Regions from separate parts of the Mus musculus genome. Here region 1 is linked to region 2. The links are chromatin contacts, found by Hi-C in ENCODE. All regions are on one chromosome and are shown on one strand. Each heading gives the region's core, a stretch centred on a gene start or an enhancer-like site at or near the end of the contact. The rest is flanking DNA. Distances are from core to core; before and after follow the strand shown.

Region 1 (3,811 bases), core at 1,197-3,696, 230 kb after region 2:
AATATCTAACAAAACCAACTCAAAGGAGGAGGGAAGAAAGGAAGAAGGAAGGAAGGAAAGAGAAAGGAGAGGGAAAGGAGTTAAGAAGGAGGGTGAGAGGAAGGAAGGAAGAAGGAGGGAGAAAGAGGGAGAGAAGAAGAAGGAAGGAAAAAGGAAGGGGGAAGGAGGAAAAAAGGAAGAAGGAAGGAAAGGAGGAACTAAGCCCCCCCCCCCCCAATTTTACCATTGACGTTACAGTCCATCATGGTGGGAAGTCATGACACTAAGGGTGTGGAATGGCTGGTCACATTGCATCCAGAGTAAGGAAGGAGACAGATGAATATTCATGTTTACCAGGACTCCATCCCATGGGATGGTGCTCCCCACATTTAGGCTGGATCCTCCCACGTTGATGAGCCAGTGTAGACAGTCCTTCACAGATGTGCCCAGGGCTTGTCTGCTGTGTCACTCTGGATCCATTAGGTTGACAATCACACCGTGGTTCTTCTGTCTGATCCTTGTCTCTTCAGCGTCCTGCTCACCGACATGTCCTACCCTTGGTCCCTAGAGCTATTTTCTCTGTAAAGGACCTCAGAGAGCATGTTCTTTGCATTCCTTTCTTCCTTCTGCAGACTCTGTGAAGTCAGAGGTGGGTTTTAATATAGGGGGAGGGGATAACTGAGCTATGGTGCCAGTTGCTTGGATTCCTTATCCCAGTTGAATGTCTGCACAACATACTCTGTCTGTCTGTGGATCTGTGTCTGTCTGCCTGCCTGCCTGCCTGCCTGCCTGCCTGCCTGTCTCTCTCCTTCATACACACACACACACACACACACACACACACACACACACACCAGGGTCTATCTGTGTAACCCTAGCTATTCTGGGACTACCTATGGAGACAATTCATAGACACCCACTTATCTCTGCCTCTGAGTGTTGGAGTTAGAGAAGCACACTGCCAGGCTTACCTTGGATGACATAGTCTCTTGGTGGTGTTGTGTAAGGTACAGATTCCCTGTTCTCCTGCATACCTGGAGATTGGCAGGGGGAAGAACCCTGGTCTCCAAGTCCTTGATGGTCCTAGGTGCTAGAGGCTGAGAGGTTAGGTCTCCTCCTTTCTGCCTCAGGCGTCTGGAGTTTGTGGTAGAAGTTGTAACCTTTGTCATGTGTGGTTTGGAGAACCCTGCCGTCCATTTTGGCCAGTGTCCTGGCTGCTGTAGATGTCCTGATCTATGGGTGGCACTTGCATTGGTCCCTAGCTCGACAGACCTCATGGGTAGTGCTATTGGAAAAGGTGCCCATGTTAAGCTTTCCACTGCTCCTTGTTCCTGGCTCCACCTAGGGACACCTCCATGTCCTGTGGAGCACATCGGGTTCTAAGGACCAGTCACTGACCCAGTGTGTTTCCCAAGCACCATGGTCCTAATGGTGATGGAGAGCCAGGCTATGGAGATGGGGTGGGAAGGGCAGACGCCCTTTTCCAAGAGTCTCAAATAAGAATCAGGACAGGTTCTTGCCTCAGCTTTCAACTTTCTAAACTTCGTGGACCACAAAGGATGTGGTTGCCATTGCTCCCTGCATGTACTGCCTGCCTCTCTACCCTTCTTCCCATACCACCCATGTGACCGGAAGGCTCATGACCTTTCTTCTGCTATCGAGGGTACCCCTCCTAATCTTTCACTCTTTAAGGCTGTGTTTCCTCTGGCCCATTCTGCATCCCCAGGAGTCCCTTGAGGACATAGCCTGTTATCTGTTCATCTACCACTGGTGCCAGGGAGTTCACCCCAGAAGCACAGGCCTGAAAATGAAAGTCATCCTCTGGTCACTGGGTCACCAAGAGGCTGACTCTTTCTCTAGCGTCAAAGGGAAACACGCTTTGACTCTCTCCTAGAAAATTCTAGACACACCAACACGGCACCTACGGGAGCCTTGGGAAGCATATTGAGAAACGCTATTCTGGATATTTTTGTGATACTCCAAATAACTTCAGTTTTCTCTCTCATCTTAAAGTCTCTTCTAACAACAAAAAAAACTCTTGCGTTGAGGACTTCCTTCCCAGCAGGTGGCGCTATTGAGCAGTGATTGAATCCTGAGCACCAGCAATCTATTCCTGAGTTCATACATAGGCTACAGATCCTCTCTGTGCCTTGTGTGTGTGTGTGTGTGTGTGTGTGTGTGTGTGTGTGTATAATATATATATATATTGGGGCTCTGCACAAATGAAGCTATCGCCATTACCGACCAAGCATTAGTTGAGGGACGATAAGTGTCCACCGAGAAGAAATGAAGCCCATTTGTGAAGTCAGTAGCAAGCGGGCCTCTTTGTACTTTGAAGCAGCAGAAAAGGCCAAACAGACCCATTGTTGCTATTTGTGGCTTTAAGAAGACCCTATATCTGATTGGCTGAGTGAAGAACAGAGAGGGTGTGGTAGAAACCGGAAGCACACTGTCTGTGGGGCCCTCAGCAGAACCATGTGGACTGCATCTCTACATAACCACACAGCAGCCGCAGAGCAGACAGTGAGCATGATCACACGGCACTTGGCAGAAAGGCAGACAGACTGGCTCGCCTCAGACGCTCCAGCTGGACCTCAGACGGAAGGTGCAGAGATTCAAATCCTTGGTCTCTCCACCGGGGATGTGAGCACCCTGGGTCCTCTTACATTGTAAGCGATGGGCTGTTAGGAATGACAGCCCCGAAGTCAACCAAGGTGGTTTTCATTCTCTCATTTGTCTGCCCTGAACACTTCACTCATTGGCAAGTATGTACGGTCCAGCTGGGAGGACTGATAACCAGCTCACAAAAGAGGTACCTTGAGTCCCCTGGCCGCAGTGAAACGGCTCCTCTAGGGTCAACACCTGGCTAGGGGCTGGCTGCTCCCTTTCTGTGCTTTTGTGCAAGAACCTTCCCTGTAGGGTGTGGACTGGCCCGGTACATTCTGCGTGTCTCCCATGGTCCTGGCTATGCACATTAACTGTAACACGATGACATAATTATAGAAACAGAGGACACCCTTCATTTCCTCAGTCACCTGCAGACCCAGAATATGCTGGAGAAAACTTGGATGCACCAACTCCTCATTACAAGCTGAGGCTAGCAATGAACAAAATAAATATGCATTGGAGACTGAATGCTATAATTAGCGTTTCCATGTGGCTAAAGAAAACGAGAGACATTTTAATTCCGGGCCTCTGGTTGCATGTTAAGTTGCTGCGAAGGGAATGGTCCTTGGGGGTTAACCTGTGAGGGACAGGCATTGTCTTAAGATCCTTGGTGTAGGTGGGATTCAAATGGAGCGGCTATGCCATTAGATAGCCCAGGGCTGAGCTTACTTCCTAGAGCCCAGTGAATACTCCCAATTGTAAGAGAGGCTGGCGTCGTCCCCTGGCACCCATGGTCCGGGTGAATCTATTCATTTAATAAATAATTAGCATTCGCATATCTGTTGTTCCTGGTGATGTCAGAAAGTACCTTTTCGTACTGTCTTCCAAATTCACATCTAGACGTGTGATGCTTTGACCTGCTACCTCCTTTAACTCAGTGCTGGGGACAATCTCAAAGCATTGTCCTGCTCTGCCCTTGGGGTAGCTAGCCAGCCTGAGGATTTTGTGCTTTCTTGATAACATAACTGGAGAAACTGGCATGTCTGAAAGAGAACAGGCCACATGGTCCTGAGCTCTTCTGCCCAAGGGGTGATAGGACTCTGTGTATCTCTTCTGGGGGATACATGGGGATTTGAGGTGACAGATAGGCAATCTGGGGGAATCCCCAGCATGGAGCCCAGGAGAGTCAAAGAGGAGATACCCGGCTCTTCTGCCTTCCGTGTTC
Region 2 (3,719 bases), core at 637-3,136:
CACAAAGCTGGGAGAATGTGAGGCTTCTCAAAGCAAGCAGGGGGCATCAATAAGTAGCCTTGCTGTCAACCCCTGGTCCAGGTGGTTCAGATTATCACATCTGGGCAGGGGACAGGGGGCTTGGTCTCACCTTTGTCACACTCTCCTTTCTTCCCCTCTGGGTTTTCTGACCTGTTATTGGCTCTGCTTGGAAGTTCTCTGCTGAGAATCTGTAAGTAAACTGAAGCCCCAGAGTGGATACAGTAAAAGGAAACTTCTAACTTCAAGTGAAACAGTAGGACGCAAGGTCGCGGAGGCTCAGTGAGTGGTTTCCTGAGCCAAGGGGCAATCAATGCTGTATTAAGCACAGAAAGCTTAGCTGAGCTTGAAGATTACAACATCTGATTAAAATTATTAAACAAGAGTACAGCTACAAAGCCACACAAAGGATAATTTCAAATTGTCTACCAGTCTAAGACTACAACTGCTGTCCCCATGTTTAAAACATTTTAAGCCACAAACCGCTTTAGTCACCTTCAATAACAAGAAGGGCCAAGGTGGAATGCCAATTTCAAACCAAAATGACTTCTAACTCCGTGAAGAATACTCTTATCAGAATGAGGAAGAACGGATATCCCGAAGCAAATGTTGCGGGATAACCAAAAGTCACAGATCCTACTGTAAACTTTAAATGAGCCAAAGTTCAGCGTGGGAGGTTGGGGGGGGGCGTAAAGAAACTAAGAAAACCGAGATGGACTCTAAATTAAAACTCCCAGCAACATCAGCCCACCAAGCAATGCAAACTCAGACCTGCACACGTCTTTTTGAGACTAAGTTCAGAATCATCTTGTGTGACGCCCATTGTTAAAGGCAAAAGATTGTCCTTGATGGGACTAAATGGGTGTTTATTTGGTTAAATTTACACATTCATGGTTTTAAAGGGCTAATAAAACAGCATTTCAAGCCCTGGGGCAACACTTGACTCTATAATAAAAGTTGATTCAAGAAAAACTTCAGTCTATAAAATAGGTAATTTCTTTTGGTTGCTCCTCAGGACCAAGGATTAAATGAGGTTTGACAGCAAATGGCCCAGTGTCTCTCTGCATGGAGTGTCTCCTGGCCTTCCTCCACAACCCTAACCCTGATCACTGGTGGGCTGGCGGACGCGTGTGTGTGTGTGTGTGTGTGTGTGTGTGTGTGTGTGCGCGCGCACACACACACACACACACACACACACACACACTTTCTTGGACTTCAGCCAGTAGCCTTTGTTTGTGGCTCCCAACGGAGATCCAATAACCAAACTCAACCAATGATCACCACAGCCACCAGCCTTTCACAGGCTGGCCACTCTGGGAAGAAGTCCCATTTCTCCCTTGTCCCACGTGCTGCAGAAGACGCGGCTGCCACCACCCCCGGGGGGCAGCGGGCGGCAAACAGCCTCCCCAAAACGGAGCCGCGGTGTACACAACCTGGAGCAGTGCTGTCTTTTTCCTAAAGTTCTTACCTACGCAGCCGAAGCCTTCACCATGTGCCAGGAGCGCTCTGGCTCGTTCTGGCTGTGGCTCTAGATGGCTCTCTCACTCACTCACACACACGCGCACACACTGACATGGACACCTCCCACACCCCTTGGCGCAAGACCCCCAGCCCTGCGGCCACCCTCACCTCGCGCCCTTTGTCCTCATCCGGCGTCCTCGGAGCCCGCGCTACCGGAGCCGGCGCTGCGCAAAGCCCGGAGCCGCGGAGCCTGAGAGTCCGCCCGTCCGGGTCTTGCGGGCCACCGTGATTGGGGGGCGGGGGGGGGGGGCGGCAAGGGGAGACCTGAGCTGGGACTGCTGCTCCGGCTCCGGCTCCGTCCAGGTGTAGGCACAGGAGATTGGCTTGCCCCGTCCCGTCCCCGCTGCAGGCACCCACCGCCTCGCTGGGTTCTCACGGGGTTCCCGGTTTGGGAGGGGTCCGCGCGGAAGTCGGAAGCCTCCGGGGACAGAGGTCATTTGTTGCTTGGCCACAAATGCCCGAAGAGGAGGTGGGGTTGGGAGGACGAACCAGTGAGCAAGACCCCCCCCCCCTCCCAGATGTCTCCACCCGGCGCAGGGCGTGTCTGTGGACCGCAGGACAATACCCCTGCAGTTCAAGCCGACAGAGGTAGGGGACTTAGGCCCCCAACAGTGGAGATTGATGAACGCCCTACAATAAGGAAGTTGCCTAACATCAGCAGAGGAAGAGCCTGGAACCCCTAATACTAGCGGGTGGAGCCAGAACTTTCCCTGATGCGAGAGTGGGTCAGAAGGATGAGCACTGGAGGGAAGGAGCAAACCTGCACTTGCCGGTGCAAACCTTTCTGGCCCCTGTAACACAGAGGTGGCTGCGAGCAGCCAGCAGAGAAAGTGGGGGAAATTGAGGGAGCCAGACCACAGAAGGAACCCATGGTCATCAAAGCTTCCTCCTCCTCCTCCTCCTCCTCCTCCTCCTTCTTCCTCCTCCTCCTCCTCCTCCTCCTCCTCCTGCTCCTCCCTCTTCTGGAAATCCCTGTGTGTTTAGAACTTGCCAGAGACATCCCGAGCACCTTGTACCCTCCTGCCATTCAAGAACCCCAGCCATGCTAGCGAGATGCTAAGTGGGTACAGGAGCTTGCAGCCAAAAACTGAACCCCTGTGTTGGATCCTAGTTACTCACTTGAGGAAAGGTAAGAAGCAACTGCTGCAAGCTGTCCTCTGTTCCCCAAACTGCAACACACATCGAATAATAATAACAACAACAACAACAGCAGAGCGCTTGAGCCAGCCTCACAGCCAAAGGTCCTAGAAAAACAGGGAGCCTGTCTGACTAGGAGCAGGAGACAATAGGAGAATAAGCATCAATCTCCCACAAAATGGGCAGGTTGAGGAATGCTCTCCTATCCCCACTTTCCTAATGGCAGGGGCATCAACTTCCTATTCTAATTAGGAACTATTCCAAGCACAGTCGAGACTAGGAACAGTTAACATGATGAGCCCCGTGCCTAAGACCTAGCCAAGCCTAACTGACTGCAGATGTTTGTGTAATGAAATTATTCAAGAAGTAGTCCTGTCGATAGACTGATTGCCTAGGATGGGGTGAGTTCCCCAGCCATACATAAATATAAGTCAAGCTTGGTGGCCCATGCCTGTAAAGTCAGCTCTCCAGGAAATGAGACCTGGAGGATCAGAAGTCACTGTTGGCTACATCAAATTTGAGGCTAGCCTGTGCTAAGTAAAACAACAGCTCAAGAAAACAAAACAAACAACAAAAACCCCATACAGTTGGAGTCCTCAGCCAGCCATGTAGGCTGCAGCTCTTTCCTCTCAATCTATACTGTACCAGAAGGTAGGTATGTATGTACTTACTGCTGGAAGGTAGACGGTGCTTATCAGCATTGCAGCTCTCCCTGTGGGATCACACTGTTCTATTTTGTAACCTGGACCCTGTGTTCTGTTTTGCTCATGAAAATGTTTGCAAGATTCCCTTGATCTTACAGGCAGAGCCAGTTCCTTCATGAGAACTGCTGACTAATATTCCTTGTCAGTTTCTGTTCTGTTGATAGAAGAGTATGAACTAGTCTGAAGTCAACATTCTCCAGTTACAGAGTAACTGTTGCATGGATAGTTACCAACATATTTACTTCATGGTTTGTGTTAGAAACCTCTGTTGTTTTTAATTTTTCATATATATACATATATAATACTTTGGTCATAGTCCCCCACCCCAATATTGTGTTA

The links. Hi-C counts contacts between places; a loop is a spot of excess contacts on that map.
Region 1: a loop to region 2 is called in a map of v-Abl transformed pro-B cells, with 3 times the contacts of the local background. The contact joins the enhancer-like site here to the promoter of Greb1 in region 2. A Hi-C loop is called at or near these places in 2 of 37 maps with a recorded cell type or tissue (CH12.LX and v-Abl transformed pro-B cells).

Annotation. Positions count from the first base shown.
Region 1 is chr12:17,031,211-17,035,021 of GRCm38, forward strand. No RefSeq gene overlaps it. Among named protein-coding and RNA genes, the nearest start is that of 2410004P03Rik, 21 kb to the left of the region's middle. Within about 2 kb of position 2,447, at least 1 of the 3 ENCODE cell types and tissues checked has a DNase peak (open chromatin) inside an H3K27ac peak, as active enhancers do.
Region 2 is chr12:16,799,000-16,802,718 of GRCm38, forward strand. It overlaps Greb1 (gene regulated by estrogen in breast cancer protein), which reads right to left and starts at 1,887. Exons shown (of 35, transcript NM_015764.4): 1 at 1,648-1,887.